5 separate regions of the Homo sapiens genome follow, and all the other regions are linked to region 1. A link is a contact called in ENCODE Hi-C or POLR2A ChIA-PET data. All regions are on one chromosome and are shown on one strand. Each heading gives the region's core, a stretch centred on a gene start or an enhancer-like site at or near the end of the contact. The rest is flanking DNA. Distances are from core to core; before and after follow the strand shown. Region 1 holds the start of ZNF131 (zinc finger protein 131). Region 2 holds the start of SKP2 (S-phase kinase associated protein 2). Region 3 holds the start of NADK2 (NAD kinase 2, mitochondrial). Region 4 holds the start of NIPBL-DT (NIPBL divergent transcript). Region 5 overlaps SLC1A3 (solute carrier family 1 member 3).

Region 1 (3,080 bases), core at 72-2,571:
AAGGACAGAAAAAAACTGAAGCCAAAAATTCGCTCCTCTGCCCACTGCCCTACCCACCGTCGACAATTAGGGTGATGTCAGTAAACCGGTCCTGCTCTCGCTGTTCATTCAATCGGTCGAGGATCATTTTATGATGTTCAGGGAACTCCTGAAGGCATTCCATCGTCTCTTCAGCCTCCATGGCCGTCGGGCTGCTCTACAAAAGAAGAGCATGATAATGTACACCCATGAGCTCGAGCCGAGGAACAAAACCCCTAAAGCATAAAACAACAACAAAAAAAACCAGCAACGTGAAAAGAAGGGGGGAGGGTGAAGCAAGAGGAGAGAAAGGCGAGGGAAGAAAGGCGAGCCGAGCGGCCCCGGAGCGTTGAGACCGGAGCCGCGGCCGCGGGACTCCGAGCCTGACCTAATTGGAGTCGGGAGACGCGAGCTAGAGCGGGGTGGGCACAGCGCCGGAGGTTCCGAGCGCCAGGGCGCGCAAGTCCAACAAGGGAGGGGACTCGACAGCCGTGGCGGTCCTCTAACGGCCCGCCAAGCCCTTCTGCCCGGCCGGGGCTCCCACCGCCCCGGGACCCGGTCCGGCCCGCGACCCACAACGACTCTCGGGTCGCCTCTCCCTCCCCCGCCCTCCCTCTTCTCCCCCGCCCCGACCGGGCCGGCACTCACTGAGGGAAGGAGGAGCGGCCCAGGCTTGCGCGTCACTTACGTCGACGCACACCGTCACCGCGTCGAGCTCCGGCTGACGCGGACGCCTTCCGGGCGCCGACCAGCAAGGGAACGGGCCACGCCCCTACCCACACCCCTCAGTGGATGGGCGGGGCCGAGCGCGGGGATTTGGCGCTCACGAAGGGCGAGGGCTTGCTCTCTGAGAAGAAACCGGGCAGCGGTGGGCTTGGGCTACTGCAGAGCCTGGCAGGGCCAGAAGCTGGGAACCTAAGTCATTGCCCTTCAACCTCTCACCCTCCCCAGCTTGACTCCAGGGGCGGACACTTCCCGACCCGAGCCCGGAATGAACTCGCCAACCGTCCTCACAGCCCAGCTACTGCGCGGCCCCTCCCGCCCCGTCCTGCCCCGCCCCCTTCCTTCCGAGACCTGGGTTGGCCCGCCTTACCTAGCTCGTGGGTCGCCCTCCTTCCTCTCCGTCCCTCAGAGCCTCTTGTTCCGTGCTTTCCCCTCCCAGGGCATAATGCGCCCCACGCCTTTCCTGACCCCTAACCCGTGGGTCGCCCTCCATTTTCTTCGTGAGAGCCGGGGCTCCCCTTCTGCTCGGGCCCCGCTGGCGCACGTGCGTTCGGTTGGGCACCCGGGCGGCCGCGGCCCCGGCAGCGGCAGCTACGGGCGCGAGCACGTTCGGGCCGCCCGGAATCTTCCTCCGCGAAGCGCGCCCTCCCCGCGCCCTGCCGCAGCACGTGCTTGCTGGGCTCAGGACCTGGAGCTGCTCAGAATTATTTACACCGGATCCCGTTAGTGCAGGCCTTCCCCACTCCTTTAAAGAGTCCAGGCCGGCGCGGTGGCTCATGCCTGTAATCCCAACACTTTGAGAGGCCTGGGCGGGTGGAGCACATGAGGTCAGGAGTTCGAAACCAGCCTGGGCAACATGGCGAAACCCCGTCTCTACTAAAAATACAAAAATTAGCCGGGAATGGTGGTGGGCGCCTGTAATCCCAGCTATTCGGGAGGCTGAGGCAGGAGAATAGCTTGAAGCGGGGAGGTGGAGGTTGTAGTGAGCTGAGGTAGTGCCACTGCATTCCAGCCTGGGCGACAGAGCGAGACAACGTCTCAAAAAAAAAAAAAAGTCCAGTGACCCACAGTCAGCTGCATGTGACTGCTTCCTTAATTCCTCCAAAGAAATATTATATATAAATACATTTTGAGGATAATTCTATAATTGAGATTTACTTATTTTTTTCTCTCAAAGAACTTGAGAATTGGGATTACGGAGGAACTCAAATAGCTATATGGTAATAATGTCATCATAACTTCAACAGATATGTATTGAGAATCCTAGTACTAGACACTGAGAAGTCCAGCTGTGAACAAGGTATATGTGGTTTCTGCCTTTCTGAATCTTAAGTCTAGTAGACTGCATAGATATTTTGAACAGTAATTGCCTAGGTGCTTGCTGATGAGTTTTGCAACACCTGAAGAACGAAGTAACTGGGTGTCAAGGAAAGCCAGTTGACCTGTAAGAAGAGATGTGGGCGGGCGCGGTGGCTCACGCTTGTAATCCCAGCACTTTGGGAGGCCGAGTTGGGGAGGAGGAGTTCAGCCCAGGAGTTTGAGGCCAGCCTGGGCACATAGCGAGACCCCATCTGTATTAAAACAAAAAATGTTTTTAAGTGATGTGAAGTCTAAGTGTTCTTAGCCAAAAGTATAGCACATGCAAAGGCACCAAGATTATAGCATTCAGGAAACTGAAACAATGTTGCTGGATAGACGCACAAGGGTGCCTTATAAAAAGTGTTGAAGATGTCAGATTTTCTTTTTGCAAGGGGAAGCCTTGCCGCATGGTGACATCCTAAGATGTACTTTTTAAAGAGATAATTCTAGCCCCAATATGGAGAACAGATTAAATGGGACAAGCTGCTAGGAATAGAGATCAACTGGGAGACTGTTAGTAATGTAGATGAAACCATGGGGGAAAATGGAATTAGAGAGCTGGTCAGAATCTAGAGATAGGCTGGGCGCAGTGGTTCAGGCCTGTAATCCCATCACTTTGGGAGGCCCAGTCGGGGAGGATCGCTGGAACCCAGGTGTTCAAGACCAGCCTGGGTGACATGGTGAAACATCGTCTCTACAAAATACAAAAAAATTAGTGATGGTGTGCACCTATTGTTTCAGCTACTTGGAAGACTGGGGTGGGAGGATCACTTGAGCTCAGGGAGGTTGAGGCTGCAGTGAGCTAAGATGGTGCCACTTCACTCCAGCCTGGGCAACAGAGTGAGACCCTGTCTCAAAAAAAAAAAAAAAAATCTAGAGATAGAACCAACATTGGCTGTAAAGCATGCCATAGATACTAAATAAATATTGCTGGATATATTGGTGACAAGGGAGAAAGAATAGTCAAAGATGGCTCCTGG
Region 2 (2,982 bases), core at 223-2,722, 7.0 Mb after region 1:
TCGGGTTGGGTGATTAAACAGATAGTGTCAGCAGTAATGGAGACAGAACATACCAGGAGAAGCCAATATGGGGGTGGGAGTGGGCCTGGGGAGATGTCTCCCCCACTTAGGTGAACGTTCACTTCGCAGTCCACTGATAAATAACTAAAGTGATTAAGGCAAAAAGATCACTCAGGGGTACAAAGCAAAAGGAATCCTACAAGAAGACCACTGTTTATGTTTCTGTTAAACGGTGAAACTGAGCTGGCCTTGAGGCAGGCAGATTCCCTTCTAAGGAAAAAGGCAGGAATGTCTTCTCATGGGTTAAAATTTTCAAGGTGATTATGCACCAGAACATACATATATATATATATATATATATATATATATCTACCAAGATTCCTGCATACTTGACGACTTGCCCTATTTTGTTGAAAAATAGCTTCAGAATTAGGCAATCTTAAAAGGAACCCATGCTAAAGATCTCTGAACAAAGGTTTCCCAACAACATAGCTAAATCCACCCTTTGCATAACTGACATTTTTACCCTCATGTCCTTACCTGGAAAGTTCTCTCGATTTAGCTTAGGCCTGCGGACAATCACAAAGTCTTTGTCACTCCCTTTGCTCTTCAGCCGTTTCCGTGGGGGGCTCTCCGGGTGGCCCAGGTTTGAGAGCAGTTCCTGGGGGATGTTCTCACTGTCGGGCTCCTCTTTCTCCAGGGCGGAGACCCCCATGCCTGACAGCAGTTCAGAAGTCTTGCTGGAATCCCATCCCCACGTGAAGCTGGTGGCAACGTTGCTACTCAGGTCTGGAATCTCCTGGAGGTGCTTCCTGCAGAAGTGCACAATACCCCCGGTTCCTTTCGAAAACACACCCATAAATAATTTCAAGGCAATTAAAGAAGCTGCAGTTTATGCATTGTAGGAAACCTTCACAGCAGCTAACAGAATCGCATTTTTTATGTGCCTGCGGCGAGTTACCAAGAAAACGAAGAAATGAAAAGAACAAATCGAGAAGGCTTTTTGACTTACGATCCTGCAGAAGGCCTCAAGAATTTCTCCCAGTGGAGGGAACAGACAAGGAGAGAGACAGGGCAATCATACACTGATTGAAAACGGTGGCAGAAAAGCCCAATTAGGGAAGCCAAATAAAACCACACGCTGATCCCCGCACTAAGGCATCCATCCATTCACACTTTCCCCAAGAAGGGGCTAAGCAACCATTCACTTAACAGCATTACTAACAATATTAGCCAGTAGCGATATTCGCGGCCTAAAAGAATTATTAAGAGGGTCCATTTCATGCTCTTCCCCTTTTTGCAATCCGTTTACCTGTGCATAGCGTCCGCAGGCCCGGGAGTTTAAAATACGTGCATTAACTGCAGAGCTGCTCGCCTCCCAGATTCCCGCTTTGGCGCGCGGCGGCTCCGAGCGTGCTGCTCGGGCCCCCAGCAGCCAGACCCGCTAAGCCTAGCAACGTTCCATCCCCACTGCGCGCGCAAGGCTCTACAGCCCGCTCTGCTTCGCGGCCGCACTGAGGCCCAAGGCCTGCTGGGAATTGTAGTTTCCGTCCCGCTTCGTAGTCCGACGGGCTCGCCCTTACTTCCTTCCCTTGCAGCTTTACCCGCCTTCGAGATACCCACAACCCCCCGCGGGAGCGGGACTGGTCGGCCCACGGGGTAGGCGGGGAGGCGGAAGCGGGCGGCGCTACGGCTGACTGGGAAATGTCAGCCGCTGGACTGTAGACGGATTTTCCTTTCTCGGGAGCCCGCAGGCCTTCTGGTGATCGCCAGCGCTGTCGTCTCTGAGCGTGGATCCCAGAACCTGGACAGCTGTGGCGGCCGCCGTTTCCCGGTCCCGTCCAGACGCTGTCTGGCGAGATCGGACGGTGAGCCTAAGGCGGAACGCGTGAGGCGCTTTTGAGTCTGGGGTCCGGGGCCGAGAGCAGGCGGAAAGAGAGGGGACCCGGCAGACCCCGAGTGGCCGCCGCTGCGGGGCCCAAGTCCTTGGCTGCTGAGTGGTGACAGTAGCCCAGCCCGCCGGCCAGGTGAGAGGCTGCGAACTGCTGGCGTCGCACCTGTTCGTCCTTTTGCCAGGAAGCTTCTTCCTCCGTCGGGGAGAAGGCGGCCCTAAGAATTGGGTCTGTGGACGGGATCCTTCCTTTATCTGTAAAATAACGCACAACAGCTAAACACGCCGTTGGAACGAGAGACAATGGTTTAATTTTAGGGGAGCCGGAGACCCCAGCGGGTCCTGTGTGGTGGGAAGGCTGCGCATGCCCTTGCAGCCTTGACAGGTCTCATAAATAGCAACATGGGAATAAATGAAAGGACTGTATTTTGCAACGAGCTTTACCCGTGCACGCAGGGGGCCTCCAGCAAAGCCATTTGGTTGCTTGCTGTCGCTCAGCTGGCTACGTGTGTTTGCGTCGCCGCCTAAAAGCGAGCTGCTTTCAGCCTATCTCTGCTGAGAAGAGTTTGGGGGCAGTAAGAGTAGGGAGCGTGACATATTCCAGGTACAATGACCATGCGAAATCCATTGGGCAAACTATACTACAACTGTGACCCCGGGAAAACAGTGGAAGAGGGAAGGGGGATGAATTCTAAGCCTCATAAAAATGAAGATTTATAAAGTTCATAAGGAAGCATAACAGCTTCATCGCATATTAGAATATTCAGTGATGCTGTATGACACACCCTCTGGTTTCCTTGAAAAAATGATTCGCTCTGTAGTGAAATTAAACCTCCCTTGTGCAGGTATATGCTTGTTTCAAGCTTGGTCCTTAGCTTGAAAAGTAACTGCCTCTTGAGGAAGGAATTCATGAACCTTTAGCTCGTTCTTGAAAGATGAGATTGGTGTAAAGAAGGGATCTGTTCACAACTTGGTTTTGATTGGAACTAGGTGCAGAATCCTAGGCTAAGCCGTTCATCAAACTAATGTTATATGGAAAGCATTTTAAAATGCAATATCCTGATGTTTTACAGAAAGTGACCTTTATGTTA
Region 3 (2,764 bases), core at 91-2,590, 6.9 Mb after region 1:
TTACCTCTAGAAGCTCAGGTTATTAAGGTTGTTACACTACACGTCACTATTAGCAGCTGCTGTGAGGGAAAGTTCTTGGTGAGAACGGGTCAGTGGTAGAACTTTACCAAGTAAACACCTATCGGGCTTCATTGTGTATGCTCCCAGTCCAATACACTACCTGGCACACAGCAGGCACACCGCGGGAACCCACGAATGAACGCTGGTGCTGGTGGGCCCGTGAGGAGAGTCATAGATTCACTGAATCGATTTGGACTTGGTAGAACCTTGGGGTCACCCTAACCCCCTTTTTACAGATGAGGAATCTGAGGCCCAGAAAGATGAGGTAACCTGCCCAAAGTCCAGAAGCGACGTAGCGCCAGGACTACAAAGGAGCAAACACAGTGCCAGGGGAAGGGGATCTAAGGAGCTGCGGAATTGAACAGCAGGATGTGCACTGCCATGTGGTTCTCCCCTTACAATGGGACGTTTCCTTCTGTTCTCGTCACACCCCAGCCCAGGTCCTGATCACTCCACGGGTCATTATCCCAACAGCATCCCTTCCTCCTCTTCTTGCCTCCCAAGCTACCCAAGATTCCAAAGCCAGATCAATAGTCATCAAACATTGCTTTAACTCACTCCTTTCCAGTTAAAAGCTTTCAAAGAACTAATTCATTTGGACTTTGTCCTATAGGTAGGGCTCTTCGGGGGGGCAGGGGGCAGCGGGGCGGGCACTGGGTCCCACGCCGAGAGGATTTCGTGCCAAGCCACGCACACGGTGCAGCAGGAGCCGGGTCCGCCTCCTCAGCCCCCAGCCCGGCCCCAGACACACCAGCTATCACACCGACCCTGGTCAAATAAACCAATGGGCACGTGGTCGGCCTGCAGAACAGAACCCAAGCGAGCATATGCCAGGAACCTGCCTTCCCGCCAGCCGCTCAAAACCCCACCCGCTGGCCCCGCGCCGCCTCAGACCGGATCCAGCTGGATTCCTCAGGGCGACGCAATCGCCTAACAGAATTCTACCTCTTTCTCAGGCCGCAGCCAATGGCGCGGCCCCTCGGATCCGGAGCCGCCGCGGGCTCTGATTGGCCGATAGAGTTAGCCTGGGGGCGGGAGAAGAGCGACCTCGGGGAAGCGTGTGGTGCGGGGAGGTCGCCCCCGGGCGGCGAAGCAGCCATTATGCAGGCGTGAGTGAAACGAATAAACAAACAAACAAAACCCACTAGCTGGGGCCTCCATTTCTTCCCCGCCCACCTTTCTCCCGCGTGGGGTCTCCCGTTTCCCAATCGCCACGCTTTCCCCGCCTTCGTCAACGCCTGGGTACGTCCCCCTAGCCGCGTGGGCCACGCACGTCCTGGCACTTAACCTCTGCCCGTCCGGCGCGAAGTTAGAGGCCCGGGCGGCGCGGACGGCGCGCACTCCCGGCGGTAGGGAGCTGAGGCAAGGGGCCCGAGCCCAAGCCCGCGGCCGCGGCCCGGCCCACGATGACTTGCTACCGAGGCTTCTTGCTGGGCAGCTGTTGTCGCGTGGCGGGCGGCCGGGCGGCGGCGCTGCGGGGACCGGGTGCGGGAGGCCCCGCCGCGCGGCCCCGGCTGGGCGGTGACGGTGGCGGCCGGCGGCACCTGGGGCAGGGGCAGCCGCGCGAGCTGGCGGGCTGTGGCAGCCGCGCGGACGGCGGCTTCCGCCCCTCCCGGGTGGTGGTGGTGGCCAAAACCACCCGGTACGAGTTCGAGCAGCAGCGGTACCGTTACGCGGAGCTCTCGGAGGAGGACCTGAAGCAGCTGGTGGGTCCTGGCTCGGCCCCGCTTCGCTCCCGGGCTCGGCCGGGGCTCTGGTGGCGGCTGCGCCCCCTCGGGGGGACCTCTCGGGACGACTCTTCCCAGGGCACCGCAGATGCCGGTCCTGCCTCTCTCGCGGCCCCCAGGTCCTCTGGCTTCTCCCTGGGCCTCCTTTGCCTTTGGGCGTGTGTGCGAGGGAGAGGCAGGGCCGGGGAGAGGGGGAGAGAGAGGGACAGTGGTTCATGCAGGGACTTAGGAGGCAGGGGCGCCGCGGGGAGGGCGAAGAGGGGCTGCCGAGTGGCCTCAGAGTGAGGGGTTTGAGGATTCGTTGGTGCCCTCGCCGCCCCCGCCCTCGTTCCCTGGTTGGGACCCACTCCAAGAAAGTGAGCCAGTGGCCTGAGGTCTGGACGCCCTGCGAACAGCTCCCCTGGCCGCCGCGAGAAAGGGGGCCCAGGGCGCCGCTGAGGGCTGCCGGGGGAAAAGGGCCGAAACAACCGCGGACACACCCCCTTTTACTCTGCAGGACTGCGAGGCCTAGGGCACTCCGGAAAGTCCTTCAGCGTGAGCCTTTTCCTTGCTGGAACGTGGTCGTTGGACACTACGAGCTTGTTTTAAAAGCACAGGTCTTTGGTGCTAAGAAGGAAAAGGGAGAAAATTTGACTTGTATATGTACGTTATTAAGGAGAAATGTCAGGACAAGGGGCTGGTATACTGGGTAGTGTGTGAAATAAAAAAGCCTGCGACTCTTGTGCAGCAGTATCTCCACAATATACCATATTTGATATGTTTATTAATATATCTGCAAAGATACAAATCCAAGGGAAAAACCAGAGTTTGAATCTTCCTGTTGTCATCCCCCCCCACCAACTTTAAAAACAGTTTCTGATCCCATACCACCATCCACCAACTTTAGGAAAAGGAGAGTGCCCGGTGCTACCATGAGCAGTATGTCCAGAAAAATATATTGGAAATCTCTTAATTGTTGGCACTGTGCACCAAAAGGT
Region 4 (2,700 bases), core at 13-2,512, 6.2 Mb after region 1:
TTATACTTGTCTTTGAATAAAAAGTCCATGTGCAACAACACACTGTCAAAACAACAAGATAAAAGCTCTTGGGGAGGGGGAGATGTGCAGTGTCTACCACAGTATGTTTTTCTGTATTAAATATTCATGTGGACGATTTAATTCTTTAAAAAAGAAAATGAGTCTTTATGAACTTTCCAACGTCCAAACAAGTTTTAGAAAGAGAAAGAATTACCACTGGATCCGCGTCTGAGTATTTACGTTTGTCTCACTAACTGAAACTACTTCCTCCCTTCATGGGGTCACAGGGGGAAGAAGGGAGGTTGTTTGTTTCACTGGGACGTTCCCCACTCCCGGACCGGGAAAGTTGTAAATATGGGGACGATCAGGGCACATTTGCTGTTAGTTGTATTGTTTCCGCCTCCCCACTAGCTACGGCTCCACTCCCGGGCGAGGCCTGTCACCGACCAGCAGTCGCTCCGCTCAGCCCGGAGCTCTCCTAATCCCCGAGCTCAAGTAGATTCCGCTGGCCCGCGGCCTGCACTCTCCGCCGGGCCTACGCCTCCCCGGCCGCCCAGCAGGAGCCCAGTCCCCGCCACCGGAGCCGGCCGGGAGAGGGTACAAAACCACCGCTACCCAAGGCGGCTGCCACCAGAGAGGAGCGAACTCTAGACTCGCCTGTGGAAGAGACCTGGGGCCGCTAAGGAAACGGCGGGGAGGGGAGCGAGGAGGAGAGACGCTGAGGACCTGGCGCCGGCGCCGCCGCCGCCGCCGCCGAAATAAAGAGCAGGAATTTACCTGGGCGAATCGGCGTCTGAATCCAAGGGGAGGCCGAGGCCGCTGTGGCGAGAGACTATAATCCGGGCCGGGAGGGGGGGTGGCTACGGCTCCTCTTCCGTCTCCTCAGTGCGGGGAACATGTAGAGCCGGGGGGAGACCAGCCGAGAAGACAAATCGTTGCTTCTTCTTCCTCCTCCTCCTCCTTCTCCCACATAGAAACACTCACAAACACCCGACCACGGGCCCGAGCTACCGGGGGGGCATCGCCGCGGGCCCGGGAACCAATTCTCCTGTCGGCGGGGGCGTCCCTCCCTGCGGCTTGGTGGTGTCGGGTGAGTCGGTACCGACGGAGGGAGGGGGGGGAGGGCGGGGGGAAGGAGCCCTGTGTGTGTCTCTCTCTCGTTCCGTCTCTCCCTCTCAGAACAAAATGCCGACCGGAAGTGCAGCTGCAGGAATGACTCCCTCCGCCGGCGCCAAACACTAACAACCACCCCCTCTTCCCCACTCCACTTCCGCCACCGCCGCAGCCGCCGCTGCCGCCACTTGGGCTCGCGTCCTCGGCCGCGCCGCGCGGCACCCGGGCCCAGCAGCCGGGAGGCGGCAGCTCTCCTCTACGCCCGTCCCCTCAGGGCGGCTGTGGATGTTGCCAGTATTGTCGATGCTTCAGAGCGACGTTTGCCCTGCGACACAGGCGGGCCGGCTCTCCTCTGTCTTTATTTTCCTGGAGGCCGACAGGAGCGGGGCCCGAGTTCGGTGGTGGTCGTGAGCGTGGGGGGCACTCAGGCCCGGACGGGCTCTCAGGTCGCCGACGGCGGCGGCTGGAGGCCGCGCTGGCTGTCCCAGGTCGTCGTTAGCTTTAGGGAGCCGATCTCCGGGCGGCCCCACAGAGGACGCCCGCGATTCGATGGCGATGATGCCCGTTTTAAATGGTGTCCCTGCAGCCGGGTGGATGGATGGATCGTACACCTTGCCTTTTGAGAGCCGGGACCTTACGCCCGACTGCGTGTTATTTCTGCGAATAAGAACGCAACCTTTGGAGGTGAAGACGACTGTCGGCTGGATTGAATTGGAATCGTGTTTGTGATGATGCGTTTATTTCTGGAAATACGCGGTCTCCGCTGCTTTTGCTTTTTGTCGGCAGAGGTTTGGGTTCTTCTCTAACGGTCAGGATAAAGGCCTGTAGGCGACGCTGCGCGAGCGAGAAGCTCGCCCGCGGCTGCCCGGGCGCCCCCCTCTAGGTGTGGGTGGAGCCGAGCGCGCGGGGAGAACCGCCGGCCCCGACTCAGCCACCGGTGACTGCGGGCGACCCGCGGGCCTGCGGCCAGCTGATTTCAAACATCGTTTTCCTCTTTAGGTTCGGAAAACTGAGGCGCTGGACAAGGCTGGAATACAATATGTGATTATACGTACAGTACTATGGTTGTTGTAGTTTTTAAATTGTAAAACAAGAAGTAACCATTGTTCCACCGTTCTCTATTAAGTTTGTGTAAATTAAAAAGGGGCTATTTTCGGTAAAAAGTGCAGTAGGTAAGCGGAATTTTACTCAACCGGGACGAAATTCGTGTTATATGAATTGTATTGTGTATTTGTGTGTGTACCAGTGCGCTAAAAGTAAGTAGGAAAACTTGCTTAGATTATTCCTTTTGCCTCAGGCCACTCAGGGGGCCAAGATCCTGTCACTCCTTTTCTCTAGGCCCTGCGAATGGCTTCCCGTCTTGAGGGGAGTGAGCCAAAGCCTTGACTGCGGCAGAAGTCCCCGCGCGCCGTTGAGGGTGGGGGCGGGCCTGCCCTGGCATCCTTGCGAGTAGGACTCTTCCCTGAGCGTCGTCCACAGGGCTTGCTCCTTCACCTTCAGGATTTTGCTCGTGTCACTCGGTGCTTCCGCGGCTACTTTTAAACTGAAAGTTCCCTAGCCCCCTTCTCATTTTATCCTTTGGACAGT
Region 5 (3,004 bases), core at 155-2,654, 6.4 Mb after region 1:
GTGCCATTGCACTCTAGCCTGGGCAACAGGAATGGAACTCCATCTCAAAACAAGTAAATAAATAAAATAAATTTTGGGGTCGAAATGGTTGTTTTTTGCAAAAAAATGCTATTTATGTTAGCATATATAACCTTTTTGTTTAAAGATGATAATAAATTCATTCCATTATTTTATTTTATGAATTATTATCACCTTTAAATAAAACATGTAATAAATTAACAAGTGGAAATTTATAAGTGTGTCTAATATGATAAATATGAATAGATACAACCCATATAGATCAAATGCTGTTTCAGTTCTCAATAATTTTGAAGTGTAAAGATCAAAGACTGTGGAGAACTGTAGCTTTATATGAGAGTGCTCATGTTAACTGATGCTGACTGTGGGCCAGACAGTAGGCTGCATGCTTTCTAGGCATCATTGCACTGAATCTTGCAGTACCCCTAGGAGGTAGAGGACACGGGCACCCTCATTTTACAGAGGTAGAAACTAGGGTGGTTGGGTAATCTGCCCGGTCTCACACAAGGTCAGGACACAAACACAGGTCCAAGTAACTGGGGAGTGAATCCTCTCGCCCAGTCTGGGGTTTCACGCACACTGTCAAGCTCTTTTCATGTTGCAGTTCTAGTGAACATATGTTGTGTTAACTCCAACACGTACTCTGTTCTAGGCTTTGCTTTGGGCATCCTGGGGAAAGATTTTCAAAAGTGGAAGGAAATTTTTAAGAGAAAAGGCACAGAGAATGCCAGCTGGAAGAGCGAGGGAAGGGGGCGAAGGGATGGGCCTGTAGAGGTTAGAGTTTGAGAATGTGGAGGGCACATTTCTTGTAACTTTCCCTAGATCCGAAACTCAATTCCACTTAATGACACTAGCTCTCTTCCCAGTGTCGGCATAGCTCAGCCTCACCCTATTGGGCTAGGATGGGAAAATCATTCCCACTGGAATGGGAAGCACACAGAGGCAGGGCCTAAGCTGGCATGTGGGGCCTGCAGCTTTGTTCCAGCTGCTGTGGTGTCATGTTGTGCAACTCAGAAACAGCCTTGCTGATTTATGTTGCCTTTGCAGACAGCGGGTTTCCCAATTCCTGAATGGCTTTATGGAGTGAGATGTGTGGCAGCCAGATGTGCCCCTTAGGCTGACAGGGGAGTGAGTGCACATGGCATCTGGGGCTCGGTCTCCAGATAAGGACCAGGGGTCAGACAATAAGGACAATTTAACTATGGGCCGAGAGGCCCCTCTCCTCAGAGTTCTTTCTGTAGATGTGCCAGGCTGCCTGGTGCCCTAGAGTGACAGAGGGGGACCCTGTGACAGTGAGCTGGAATGCAGGCCAAGCATACTCACAGGAACCAGTCCACCGCGATGATGAGCGTGATGTCGTCAGTGGGCAGGCCGACAGATGTCAGCACAATGACCATAGTGACCAGGCCCGCCTGAGGAATTCCAGCTGCCCCAATACTGGCAGCTGTGGCTGTGATGCTGTTAACAGAAGTACCAGAACAGAAAACACTTTTACAAAGCTCCCCACGTAGAGCATATACGCTGCAAAATACGCACGGTGCCGATGCCTGACTTGCCATGTAACACAAGAGGACGCGCTTCAGAAAAAACGTAAATGAGATTTTTTTTTTTTTTGAAACAGTATCTCACTCTGTTGCCCAGGCTGGAGTGCAGTGGTGCAAACTAGGCTCACTGAAACCTCTTCCTCCTGGGTTCAAGTGATTCTCGTGCCTCAGTCCCCTGAGTAGCTGGGAATACAGCTTCATGCCCCCACACTCGACTAATATTCGTGTTTTTAGTAGAGCAGGATTTCACCATGTTAGCCAGGTTAGTCTCGAACTCTTGACCTCAAGTGATCCACCCACCTTGGCCTCCCAAAGTGCTGGGATTACCGGCATGAGCCATCATGCCTGGCCCGTAAATGAGATTAAAAAAAAAAAAATTGAACTAATCATCATGCTAACTAATATTTATCATGTGCTTACTATGTGTCTTCTGATATACTAAGCATGGTTTATCTAATTTGGTCCTCGTACAATGACCCTTGTGAAGTTGGACCTATTATTCTAGTCGTTTTTAAATAAACTGGCAGCTATACACTTTTAAACATCCCTGAAAGTATTTTGTAAGGCAAAGTCTAAAATGCTGTAGAGTTACAATAATAATTTGTTTCTAGTAATTCCCCTATCCAAGTGGAGGGTTGTAAAGTTACTGAACATTCATGATTAATGTTGTCAAAAGAATCAAATTTGGTTTCTTAGTTTGGTTTGCTTAGTTAATTCAAAAGCAAAATGATTTATGAACAAAGTTTTATAGTATTAGAAATACTTTTTATGAAGGCAGTGTAGACCTGGCTTGCAAAGCAAATGTTTTATAAATAGTAAAGTATTATCTGGTTATAAGTGGTATTAATAAAGTATTAAGTCTGTCACAGAAAGTATTCATGGTCCCCATACTGGTCCCCTTCTAAGATACTGGGACTTTTAGCTGGTATATGGCTCCCCAGAATGAAGACTACACTTCCCAACCTCCCTTGAAGCTTAGATTAAGTTCTGGCCAGTCAGACATGCATGGAGGTACTGAGCAACTTGCAGGGTATACCATCTCCCCACTTCCGACTGACTAAAATCTGGGGGTGGTGAGTCATCCCGGACCACCTGGATAATGATAATACCCTAGAGACTTAGTCTCTTATACCACAGAGCACCTATCAATCAGCCTTGAAGGCTTTGTGGAGCAGAGCTGTGCTGCATGAAAGAGAAATATATTTCTATCTTGCTTGTCACTGTTACTGTTATTTTTAACTCTGTCACCTTTTTTTTTTAATAACCCAGAGCCTTTCAATCAATATGCCAAAGTATAGGTTACAGGTGAGCTGAGATAATGATCTCCTAAGTCCCATTATAACTACTTTGGGCCTGAGGTTCCCAGAACCCCCAGGTCAGTCATTGACCTCTGGCCCTGATCAGCCTTTTCCTTTTTACTCCGATGCATCCTACTACAACTA

What was found. A loop is a pair of places that touch in the nucleus more often than their neighbours do. ChIA-PET counts read pairs that join two places held with the same protein, here RNA polymerase II (POLR2A). Pooled maps may share reads with other maps.
Region 2: a loop to region 1 is called in a map of HepG2, with 36 times the contacts of the local background. The contact joins the promoter of SKP2 here to the promoter of ZNF131 in region 1. A Hi-C loop is called at or near these places in 2 of 168 maps with a recorded cell type or tissue (HepG2 and naive thymus-derived CD4-positive, alpha-beta T cell) and 7 of 50 pooled maps.
Region 3: a loop to region 1 is called in a pooled map, with 16 times the contacts of the local background. The contact joins the promoter of NADK2 here to the promoter of ZNF131 in region 1. A Hi-C loop is called at or near these places in 9 of 50 pooled maps. POLR2A ChIA-PET finds 5 or more read pairs at or near these places in 2 of 52 experiments (CD4-positive, alpha-beta memory T cell and naive thymus-derived CD8-positive, alpha-beta T cell).
Region 4: a loop to region 1 is called in a pooled map, with 18 times the contacts of the local background. The contact joins the promoter of NIPBL-DT here to the promoter of ZNF131 in region 1. A Hi-C loop is called at or near these places in 2 of 37 single-sample maps with no recorded cell type and 10 of 50 pooled maps. POLR2A ChIA-PET finds 5 or more read pairs at or near these places in 2 of 52 experiments (CD4-positive, alpha-beta T cell and HEK293).
Region 5: POLR2A ChIA-PET joins it to region 1 with 10 read pairs in HEK293. The contact joins the enhancer-like site here to the promoter of ZNF131 in region 1. POLR2A ChIA-PET finds 5 or more read pairs at or near these places in 2 of 52 experiments (HEK293 and WTC11).

Annotation. Positions count from the first base shown.
Region 1 is chr5:43,119,155-43,122,234 of GRCh38, reverse strand. ZNF131 (zinc finger protein 131) reads right to left here and starts at 1,321. Exons shown (of 7, transcript NM_001330707.2): 1 at 1,112-1,321; 2 at 58-196. The coding sequence starts at 181. RefSeq lists enhancers at 1-233, 234-802, 1,600-1,659 and silencers at 380-639, 1,070-1,419.
Region 2 is chr5:36,150,601-36,153,582 of GRCh38, reverse strand. SKP2 (S-phase kinase associated protein 2) reads right to left here and starts at 1,472. Exons shown (of 10, transcript NM_005983.4): 1 at 1,313-1,472; 2 at 541-812. The coding sequence starts at 1,320. LMBRD2 (LMBR1 domain containing 2) reads left to right here and starts at 1,696. Exons shown (of 18, transcript NM_001007527.2): 1 at 1,696-2,027. RefSeq lists enhancers at 1,166-1,355, 1,429-2,412 and silencers at 1,626-1,765, 2,366-2,425.
Region 3 is chr5:36,240,501-36,243,264 of GRCh38, reverse strand. It overlaps NADK2 (NAD kinase 2, mitochondrial), which reads left to right and starts at 1,340. Exons shown (of 12, transcript NM_001085411.3): 1 at 1,340-1,766. The coding sequence starts at 1,467. LOC124900962 (a long non-coding RNA gene) reads right to left here and starts at 1,363. Exons shown (of 3, transcript XR_007058733.1): 1 at 1,237-1,363. RefSeq lists enhancers at 816-1,015, 2,366-2,435 and a silencer at 1,256-2,275.
Region 4 is chr5:36,875,256-36,877,955 of GRCh38, reverse strand. NIPBL-DT (NIPBL divergent transcript) reads left to right here and starts at 1,262. Exons shown (of 1, transcript NR_046262.1): 1 at 1,262-2,700. NIPBL (NIPBL cohesin loading factor) reads right to left here and starts at 1,187. Exons shown (of 47, transcript NM_133433.4): 1 at 778-1,187. RefSeq lists silencers at 562-681, 1,322-1,431 and an enhancer at 1,842-1,891.
Region 5 is chr5:36,682,336-36,685,339 of GRCh38, reverse strand. It overlaps SLC1A3 (solute carrier family 1 member 3), which reads right to left. Exons shown (of 10, transcript NM_004172.5): 9 at 1,342-1,476. The region is part of intron 1 of SLC1A3-AS1 (SLC1A3 antisense RNA 1); the gene reads left to right. Among named protein-coding and RNA genes, the nearest start is that of SLC1A3-AS1, 41 kb to the left of the region's middle. Within about 2 kb of position 1,404, at least 10 of the 41 ENCODE cell types and tissues checked have a DNase peak (open chromatin) inside an H3K27ac peak, as active enhancers do.